Regions from separate parts of the Mus musculus genome. Here region 1 is linked to region 2. A link is a loop called in an ENCODE intact Hi-C map of the cell type or tissue named here. Cell type or tissue: heart. All regions are shown on one strand. Links, peaks and the distances in the headings refer to the core of each region. The heading gives the core; the rest is flanking DNA. Region 1 has its middle 8.0 kb from the start of Gm36001. Region 2 has its middle 5.8 kb from the start of Gm46569.

Evidence for each region. Peaks named below come from ENCODE experiments on the same cell type or tissue, not always from the same donor. Only the 100,000 strongest peaks of a DNase experiment are listed, where the experiment ranks them.
Region 1: a loop joins it to region 2, with 2.3 times the contacts of the local background. A loop is called at or near these places in 1 of 42 quality-filtered maps.

Annotation. Positions count from the first base shown.
Region 1 is chr16:90,539,920-90,545,300 of GRCm38, reverse strand. No RefSeq gene overlaps it. Among named protein-coding and RNA genes, the nearest start is that of Gm36001, 8.0 kb to the left of the region's middle. In heart, for the core only: a CTCF peak has its summit at 2,668; a DNase peak (open chromatin) is centred at 2,790; H3K27me3 peaks cover 437 bases.
Region 2 is chr16:90,703,569-90,708,949 of GRCm38, reverse strand. No RefSeq gene overlaps it. Among named protein-coding and RNA genes, the nearest start is that of Gm46569, 5.8 kb to the left of the region's middle. In heart, for the core only: no CTCF peak of the experiment used is centred there; DNase peaks (open chromatin) are centred at 2,469 and 4,419; H3K27ac peaks cover 4,573 bases.

The DNA.
Region 1 (5,381 bases), core at 231-5,230, 160 kb after region 2:
GGGACAACATCTCTACAGCGTCCACTGCTGTACAGCTTTGCTGTATGGCCAGCTAATCCCCCCCCTCCCATTTTCTCCACATCCCTTTGCCTCCTCCTTCCCTCCCTCCCTCTTTCTTCCCTCCATTTTGCCTTTCCTTCCTCCAGCCCAGTCTAGTGGAGTGGGAGGAAGTCACACACATTAAGAGTTTGGGGAGAATTAGTGAGGAGCGAGATCAAATGGTTGGCTTTGCAGGGCAGAGGGGATCAAATCAGAACTTTGACTTCAACTTAGACCAAAATTAATTCCAGATGACTTAAAGAATTAAACATAAAACGGGAAACCATCCAAAAGGAAACTTCAAAGGTGCTGTGGGTTAGCGGATGATCCCACAGATGAACTTCCCAAACATGAAAGGGAGGGAAAGAGTCAGAGAGAAAAGCTTGCTGGGTTTGGGGTGATAGAAATAAGACCCTCTTCGTGCCAGAAAGACACACCTTACCAGGTAAGTCACAAGGGTTTGCATCAGAGGCCACAGGTAGGCTGTGAAATAATTCCACACTGTCAGGATTTAAAGGATCCTTACAAGGAAAACCAGAGTGAGCTAGGAAGATGACTATATGCTTCCTAAAGTAAATCAAGTGGAAAGCGGACATATATAAGGATGAAAACCGCAGGTAATTATATCCATATTATGTCAACCCACACTATCGTTTTACTTATCAAAGGGAGCAGACACTTTTGGGTACCGAGGTTTTCCTAGGGGTGTGATTGCGAGCGTGCTGGCACACTGCAGCAACTGGATGCAGGCTTTCTGGAAAACACACAGACTTGACTGTGGAGGGCTGGAAACTCACTCAGCTTTGGAGCAGCAGCTCCCACGCTTGGAGTCTCAGGAAGGAAGTAATAAAAGACGTGAAAACATCGATAAAGTCAAACAGACACTCGTATTGTTATCTATAGCACAGGGCATGTGAGCCGGCTCACATGTCCACTCACTGGGAAGTGACTTGAGAAATGCACAGCCTTGTGCTAGAGCATTGGCCATGGTGCCTGAACTGAAGAGAAAAGAGAGTCCTGCTCCCTTATACATGGTGTCCCCCAGTTTCAGACTGCCTCTTTCTCCCCGTCCTTCTCCTCCAACCTCAGCTTCTACAAGAAACTCAACCAAAATATTAATACAAGTTGTTTGGGTGAATGTATTCATAACTGATTATCCTTTATAATTATGGAATACCTAAATGGAAAGATTAAAAAATATCCTTCATCCTATAAAATAAACTGAGCATGATCCATAGCTCGGCAGCTGGTGTGTACAGGCTCCCAGTGACAGAATTCTCCTTAACCCTGAGAACAAGTTTACACAACACTCCTATAAAGAGCCAACCTTATTCTGAGCTATGGTTGTGTTATTTTTAATTGGGTTGTTGAGAATTTCACACAGTGCATTTTTTAAAAGATTTATTTATTTTATTTATATGAGTACACTGCAGCTGTGTTCAGACACACCAGAAGTGGGCATCAGATCCTATTACAGATGGTTGTGAGCCAGCAGGTGGTTGCTGGGAATTGAACCCAGGACCGTCTAGAAGAGCAGTCAGTGCTCTTAACTGCTGAACCATCTCTCCAGCCCCATACAATGCATTTGGGTCATATTTATCCCCCTCCTCCAAGTCCTCACAGATCCACCCTGCTTCCCTACCCACACAACTAGGTGTCCTCTTCTTTTAAATCCATCAGGCCTGGTTTGTGCAGCTTATACACTCTTGGATGCGTGATCTTACACTGGAGTGTTGACATGTGCTTTCTCTCTCTCTCTCTCTCTCTCTCTCCATATATATATATATATATTAGCTGCCTATAGCTTCTTAGCTAAGAGTGGGACTTGAAGCCCATGTCCCTCCATGCTGGGGTTTTGTGTGGCTTGAGCTTGCATAATCCAAGTGCATACTGTCACAAGTGCTGTGAGCTAGCGTGTAAGTACCCCTTGTGAACACACCTTGTAGTATGGCCATCACTTCTGGCTCTTAGGATCTGTCTGGCCTGCCCCCTCTCCACAGTTATCCCAGCACCTGGGAAGCAGGAGTTGGGGTGGGGAGGAGTGGGTGTATCATGGATGCCTCCTTTGGGGCTGAGCCTTCTGCAGTTGCTTCTTCGATTCTTCCTGAGCAGTTGTGGGTCTCCCCATCTACTGTGAAAGGAAGCGTCTCTGTAAGGGTTGAGGGGTGCACCAATCTGTGGGCGGGCGGTGGCTTGAATGAGAATGGCCTCCATAGGCTTATGTGTTTGAATGTTTGGTTCCCATTTGCCAGAATGTTAAGGAAGGATTAGGAGGTGTGGTGTGATTTTGTTGGAGAAGGTGTGCCAATTAGGTGTAACTTTAATTTTTTCAAACCTTATTTTTCATGATGGTTCTTAAATGCTTTCGCCTCCCTTTTAGCCTACCACCCACCAGAGGTAGTGAGAAAGAAAGGCTATGGGGGTGGGGGAGGGGTGGACCTGTTTAAAAAGGTTCCCTGGAGCAACTCCTGCCTGTGTTGTCTGGAATTCGACAGTTCAGTTCACAGGTCAGCAGCAGCAGCTCGGTCCACTCACAAACACCAGCAGTCTAATGCGATAGAGTCGGGACAGCAAACACAATTCAGCGGTGGTAGCAGTACCCAGCAGAGACAGCCAGGCCTCAGTGTCCACAGGAGGGACCAGCAGGAACACTAGGGGACACTCTCAGCTGTGCCTCTCTCAGGGAAGCAAAGATCAGCAAAGTCGAAAGACCCAAGCGTTGCAGGACTAGCTGTCCCAGCAAAGCCAAGTTCTGTCTCCGTCACTCTGTCACTCTGTGGAGACCTATTTATACCTTCCAAACATCGTGCGTCCACAACACATGCCTTGCCTCAGCCTGTGCATCCAATCAGCCCAAGTCCTCAGAGTCAAGACTGATGGAACTCAACTACATCACAGACGGCAGACCAATACGTGTGTGCCATTAGCAAAGAATCCTTCATGACGTTGGGCAGTGATGGCGCACACCTTTAATCCCAGCACTTGGAAGGCAGAGGCAGGTGGATTTCTGAGTTCGAGGTCAGCCTGGTCTACAGAGTGAGTTCCAAGACAGCCAGGGCTATACAGAGAAACCCTGTCTTGAAAAACCAAAAAGAAAAAAAAAAAAAAAAAAAAAAAAAAAAAAGAATCCTTCATCACGTGTCCTTTCACATGTTTGCTTTAGCAGAACATCCTCTCTCCTGTGTCTGCTTCAGTGAACCACTCCTTCACGTGTCTGCCTTAGCCTTTCACCTGTGTCCGTTCAGGAAAACACTCCTTCATGTGTTTGCCCCAACAAAACACCATCCAACACAACTTTCTTTCCGAAGAACCCTTAAGTTGCCACTTCAAGTCGGGGTCAGCTTTTAGGTTTCAAAAGACAACACAAGACCCAATTTCTCCCTCCCCCAACCCATCTTTCTCCTCTGCCTCCTGCTTGTAGATCAGATGTAAGCTCTCAGATACTGCGCCAGTGCCATGCCTGCCTGCCTGCTGCCGGCTTCATTCCATAGTGGTCATGGACTGAGACTCTAAGCAAGCCCTCAATTAAAGACTTTCTTTTATAAGTTGCTTTAGTCCTGATGCCTTTTCACAGCAATAAACAAACAAACAAACAAACAAACACCAAAAAACAGATTAAACAGGGTGTCATGTGATTCATTAGAAGTTGGTCTAATACTATGTCCCATTAGAAGAATAAACATAATAGCTTCTCCTGGGGGACCCATGACCTATCTAGCCAGATATTCTCAGCACAGATAATCATTTCAGTTATAGATTTCATCTTGTGGAATAGATCCTAAGTTTAATCAGAAAGCAGCTGATTACTCCCACAACATTCATGCCACTGTTGAGCCAGTGGGCGTGTCTGGAACCAGTGGGCGTGTCTGAACCAGTGGGTGTGTCTGAGCCAATTGGTGTGTCTTGCCAGGTCAGCTGTTACTGTATCCAACAGGATTCCAGGATTTCTCATATTGCTGTATTCTGTCTTTCTTCCTTTAAATTCTACTCCAACCATGACCTCTTGCTAATTCCCTGGCCTCTATGAGTATTCCAAATGAAACACAGGTATCAGAAGATGCAATGTTAACACCCACAAATAAGTGAAAACCAGAGATGTCTGTCTTTCTGGGTCTGGGTTATCTCCGGCAGAATGATGGTTTTCAGCTCCATCAGTTTACCAGAAATGTTCATAATTTTGTTTTTCTTAACAGGTGAAGAATATCCCATTGTGCAAATGTTATCACCTTTTCATTATCCACTCATCAGTTGACAAACATCTCAGTTGTTTCCATTTCCTGTGTACTGTGAATGAAGAATATAGCATCCTTAGGGTACATGCCCAAGAGTGGTCGAGTTGGGTCCTATGGAGGATCTAGTTCAGCTTTCTGAAAAACCTCCACACTGTGGTTTCTGATTGAAGTATTCTTTAGTAGTCCCACAAAGTGACAGCAACCCAGTAAATTCTTCTACTGGGGACTGTTTTCTAAAGTTCCACCATGAGAGTGGCCAGCTGTGGTCTCACCCCACTGGATTCTCAAAAATAACCCCATGAAGTGCCCATGGATGGACAAGGCTTCAGGGCAGGTAGTTGTCAGACTACAGCTAATGTGCCAAGTCCTGCCCCCTACAAAGAGTTCTCAGTTTTACAGGGTCATATTCATCTGTGCACAATATTCTTGACTTTGGTGGCTATTCAACAAAAGCTAAAATATTTACTAGCTGGTCCCTTTCTGTATCCCTCCAACTTAGTGTGCGAATGTTTAGAGTTTGAACTTGTGTGTTTTCTCTCTGTGTCTCTCTCTGTCTCTGTCTCTCTGTCTCTGTTTCTTTGTCTCTCTCTTTCAATTTTAAGTTTTATGTGTATGGTATCATGCCTGTATGTATGTTTTTGCACTCATGGGACTCAGAAGAGGGCAACAGAGTCCCAAGAAGTGGAGTTACAGGTGGTTGTGAGCCACCACATGGGGGATGAGAATTGAACCAGAGTCCTCTGGAAGAGCAGCACGTGTTCTTAACTGCCATACCATCTCTCCAGCCAAGCCCTTCTCTCTTAACAATTTGCACAAAACAGGACCTCCTTTGAAAAGAAACCCCAGAGTCTATGCTGCACTCGGTGAACCACAAACACTGAAAGATGTTCTTGTGCCGCCGAGAGGAAGAATTTTCTTTTCCTTTCTTGAGAGTAATTTGAAATTTCACATCAAAAAGTCTTTCTACATGTGAACTTACTCACCAACCAATTCTTTTCAAATATGTACATTCACTTTTTAAATGTGTGCATGATTTAGCTACAGAGATGTTCACTGGAGCGATTATAATGGGGCTGACATGTTGGAGACAGCCTCAGTATCTGGTAGTAA
Region 2 (5,381 bases), core at 313-5,312:
GTGTCGTCAATGACAAACTGTTTCCTAAACATTTGCTGAAGGTAGACATCAGCCAACCTGGGAAATATGTTTAGCTTTGACCAGTGATGTAAGAGAACCTGGGAGGGCTCTGTATAGGAGTCAGGGTTTTCTAGAGGAACAGAACTGATATAGAACAAATATATGTATGTATGTATGTATGTATGTATGTATATGTGTGTGTCACACACACATGATTATAATGGCTCACGGGCGATAGTCCAGCTAGTCCTAACAATGACTGTCTGTCATCAGAAGATCCAAGGATCCAGTAATTGTTCAGTGCACAAAGCTGGATGTCTTAGCTGGATGTCTTCAGTATGCACCAGAATCCCACAGAAGTAGCTCTAATGCCAACGAATGGATGGACTTGCCAGCAAGAGCGAGGGCAAGCAGGCAGAGAGCAAGTTACTTCTTCCATGTCTCTATGTAGACTGCCAACAGAAGGCATGGCCCAGATTAGAGGTGGATTTTCCCACCTCAAGAGATCTGGATTAAAAGTGGTTCTTCCCACCTTACACGATTTAACTGAGAAAAAAAAAAGTCCCTCACAAGTGTACTTGGGTTTTAGTTAATTCTGGATGTAGTCAAGGTAGCAACCAAGAATGGCTGTTACAGTGTGTTTTCACACTGTAAATTATACTGATCTCAGGTATAGACATGTGCTGTCTCTAACCTTGGGCTTCCTGGTAAAAATGATCTTACAACTCTTATAAATTACCCAAGAAATGTCCTTAGCTGTACCTGTCTTAGTCCAGGTTTTCATTGCTGTGAAGAGACACCATGAACAAGGCAACTCTTATGAAAGACAACATTTAGTTGGGGCTGGCTTACAGATTCAGAGGTTCAGCCCATTATCATTATGGCAGGAACATGGCAGCATCCAGGCAGCATCCAGGCAGCATCTAGGCAGACATGGTGCTGGAGGAGCTGAGAGATACATCTTGATCCAAAAGCATGCAAAAAGGAGGCTATCATCTACAGGCTTCCAGGAGGAGGGTCTTGAACTAGGAACCCTCAAAGCCCGCCTATATTGTGACACACTTCCTCCAACAAGACCACACCCATTTCAACAAGGTCATGCCTCCTAATGGTGCCACTTCCCATGGGCCAAGCAAATACAGACCACCACAGTGCCCAAACCAGAGTGAGGATCCAGGTCTACTCTACCCCAGGAGTTCTCATTTTACACGAGTCCTGGGTTCAATGCCCAGCACAGCATAAGCCCAGCATGCTGGTGCGTGCCTGTACTCTAACATTAGGAAACATAGAAAGGAGGACCAGAAGTCCAGGTCACCCTTCACCAAGCAGAGAGTTGGAGGGTACCTGGGATGTAGGAGATCCTGTCTGATAAGCAAGCAACATGCAAATGTAATGGAGATAGAATAATATGAACCCCAAGAAGCCAGACACAACCACTAAGAGTATTGGGTGAGCATCCTTCCACAGTTGCCCATGCGCTTTATTTACAGACAATTAGAAAAGGCAGCTGGCTGCATTTTCTGTACTGCGTTATGGACAGTTCTCCGTCTCACCCAATATACCCTAGCTGTCCGCGGGCCGCAGTGGCATTTCATAGTATCGTACAGTTCTACAAACTGAACTCCCAGCATCAGGCTTCTGGCTCCTCTCAAACCATTCCTGCCACGAGTGAGGATGCATGCTCATGCTGGAGTATACACGGACGGTCGGGTTGCGTGGGTTTGGAGGCGTCCCGCCATTGCTCACTCTGGTTTTGTTTATGGTTTGCTGGTGGGATGGACACACAATAAAAGGCAAAGGAGACACGTGCTCCTAATTGTCCTTCAGACAGGACCCTAAGCGACGGCTCCAAACTCCCTGCCAAGTTTTCTTACTTGTCACGTTGCAACAGTTAGAAGAAATGAAGCCAGTTTGTTGGATTGATTACTGAAGGTGTGTGTGTGTGTGTGTGTGTGTGTGTGTGAGAGAGAGAGAGAGAGAGAGAGAGAGAGAGAGAGAGAGAGAGAGAAATAGAGAGAGAGAGAGAGAGAGCAGTTATAAGGCAACTTATTTCTATTAGGATTTGTTATTTTCTTTTCAAAATGATGTTAACAATTCTATGAAAGACAGACTCTCTATTTATTTGTTTGTTTGAACCAATCAGTAAGTCATGGGAATTCAAGGTTCTTGAATGAGCACTTCTGGGGAGATGTTATTAGGAAGGTTTGGGGTTCATCAAACAGCTTGTCTGTCTTCTGATGGTCACAAATGGAAGTCAGGGGAGCAAGTGGCTTGCAAAGGTCCCCTTGGAGGGGGTGCCATTGAGCTTGCTGTATGATGGTGGTGATGGGTGGTCTGCTGGCTCTTTTCCCTCTCCCCACGACCCTGGAGGAGTCTGTGCTAAGGGCAGCCCTCAGACTGTAGTGAGTGTCAGGTCTGATGCTGTCCAGCCCTAGAGACAAAGGCCAGCTAGCTGTCAAGATAAAAACAGCTGTTGGAAGTGGAGTCTGGGAAAATATTCCAGTAAAGAATCCTGGGAATTCTCGTCTTACACGGGGGGAGGTCTGGAGGGGGTGATAAGAAGGGGAAAGAAGGCAGCCTGTACTAAACCCCAGGAGACAGCTGTATAGCTGGAACTTCCTCTATTCCAAGTACCTGTGCCTTCTCAGTGCAATGAGAAAATCATGGAGGAAATACCATAGACCACATATAAAGGGGGCTGATGTTTTGCTTCCTTCCAATGCCCCTCATGAGCTATCAGTGTCTGATTTGAGTGCTAGGACATGCTGGGGCACCATCTCTATGGTGCCCCTGGGAGTGAGTGCCTCAGTATGCACACATTGGGATAGGTTCTGAGGAACCCTCTTTTTTAGTTCTGCTGAGCACAGAAGAGATCAGCCTGAGTAGAGGTTACCCTCACCAAGTACAGAAATAGCCATTGTTGAGTCCAGAGAGAGGAAGCCATGAACTATACCGGTAAGCCATGGGAGATCTGACACTACCGGCTTGCCAGCAGGAAAGCTTGTAGGACTTTCACAGTTCTTAAGGCCTCAAAGTCAAATGGTATCTCTTCCCATCCATGTAGGAAAGTATTTTGAGTTAAAAGGAGCTAGAAATCCAAATTAACAGAGACAAGAATTTTTGAGCTTTTCTAAAAGATAAAGAGAATATATTTTACTTTCCTGACAAGGTTAAAAAAAAAATGAGCTCAAAGTCCAGGGAGATGGTTCTGGGGGTAGAGGCACTTTTGGCTGTGCGAGTCTGGTGACCTGGGTTAGAGCTCCAGAAACCATACAAAGGATGAGAGGGAATGATCTGCAAGGCCGTGCTCTGGGTGAGAGGAGCCCTGTTGAGAGAAGGAAGGCATCTGTCAGGCCAGGGTGAGCTGGTATGATGGTTTGTGTATGCTTGGGCTAGGGAGTGGCACTATTAGGAGGTGTGGCCTTGTTGGAGTTGGTGTGTTAATGTGGGCGTGGGTCTAGTATCCAAGTCCTAGCTGCCCGGAAGTGACTCTTCCACTAGCTGCCTTCAGGTGAAGCTGTTGAACTCTCAGCTCCTCCTGCACCATATTAGCCCGGATGCTGCCCTGCTCCTGCCTTGATGATAATGGACTGAACCTCTGAACCTGTAAGCCAGCCCCAATTAAATGTCCTTTATAAGACTTGCCTTGGTCATGGTGTCTGCTCACAGCAGTAAAACCCTAACTAAGACAGTTGGCGTTTGATGGGGCAGAAACAAGACTATTCTGCTGGAGCAGAGAAGGTCAGGGAGCCGTTCCTTCACTGGGGACGGCTGCCTCACGGTCATTCAAAGATCTTGAGTGATTCTAAGTTTGCCGTGATGCTCACCATGAATCTGTACCGAACGAAGCGCTTCCACTAAGTTTGGAACCATGTTGGTGACAGCCTGGAGAAAGGATTGGGATTAGGAGTCACCTGCTAGCACTGATCAAGGGCTCAAAAAAGGCTTCTAGCATCTGCCTAGAGGGGGGTGGGCAGTGAAAGCAGTCTGTCCTTCAGTAAGGAGAACCTGGAGAGACACCAGTGATAGCAGCCTCTTGCCTTGGCTTCGTTGTGTTAGGTGGCAAGTCATAAAGAGAGGGGTGTTCAGTTTGTTCTCCAGTGTGACTGGTCTGATGAGAGATAGACATCCCATTTGTGGGTGTGGAGGGGTAGAGGTCAGGGTTCTGATTGGAACTTCCTGAACTCCAGCTTTCGGGGCTTTGGGTGGCAGGCGGGGGAGGGGCCCATGTCAGTTTCTTATGGGGAAGAGCTAGTGACTCATCAAAGATTAATGATCATGAGGGGAGGGAGGGTGGGAGAGAAGGATGATGTGGATACAGAGAGAGCAGGAAAGGAGGGCGGAGCTGAACCGGCCATGTAGCACCCTCAGTGATTCTCTGAATCGACATCTCCCAGCGGGGTAAATGACGACAGTCCTCGGGCATTTCTTTCCGACCTTCCTTCTCCTTCCCTGCTGCTCCCAGGACTCTTGATTCTTGCCCTGAGACTATGGTAAGAGGAGGGAGGACACCCAGTACTCTGTCAGGCCAAGTGGGAGAGAAGCCAGACTTGTTCAACATCTGTCCCATCAATCTAGACATGATGCTCCTCCCAGAAGCTCCGAGGAAGCTGGAGGAGACAGAGGCAGCCACCCCCGGGTCACAGGAAGGCCTCTGTGAGTGAGACCCCATCAGGGATGAGAGAGATGGGAGGTCCAGTGTCTCAAGGGTAGGGTTGGAGTCTGCAGTGAACCTCGGAGTCTTGGTCAGTCAGGGAGTCTTAACGACAGTGATGCAAGTGATCTTGGGTTTCCTTTGGGGTCACTCCAAAGCAAGGCAGAAAAGGTAGCTTTCTTAGTTTAAAGAAGACTGAAATTCACTGCCCACTGTTTTCTTTCTGTTATTTTCCTAGTTTCTTGATGCCTGTAACCTCCTATTCTCTGGGACTGCTCCCAACAAAGGAAGATCTACATGCTTTGACTGTAAGAGAAACTAGAGAGGGAGAGAGCCATCCAGAGCCCAGACCTCTCTTTCTAGAGAACTGCAAAACTCCGAGGTGGAAGCAGCTGCCAGTCAAAGGTTAAATAAACATCACACAGATGGGAAGAGTTAGAGAGGGCTTGGGAATTTGCTGGGGTCAGAACCATGTCTTAAAGGGCACACAGAGTGAAGCAAAGGGCTCTATGCAGAGACTGGGTTTAGATCTCTAGCCTTGTTAGGACTGGACATAAAAGGAGCAAGATGAAGTGTTTCTGACATTGCTTTCATCCCTCTTCAAGTCCCAGTGGTTTGAACAAGCAGCAAACCCATTGGCATTTGGCTATAAATGGAACGTGTGCCCTCATCCTCAGTTACATTTAAGAGAGCATCACTGAGCACCCCAGCCTGCCTGGTTCTTAGC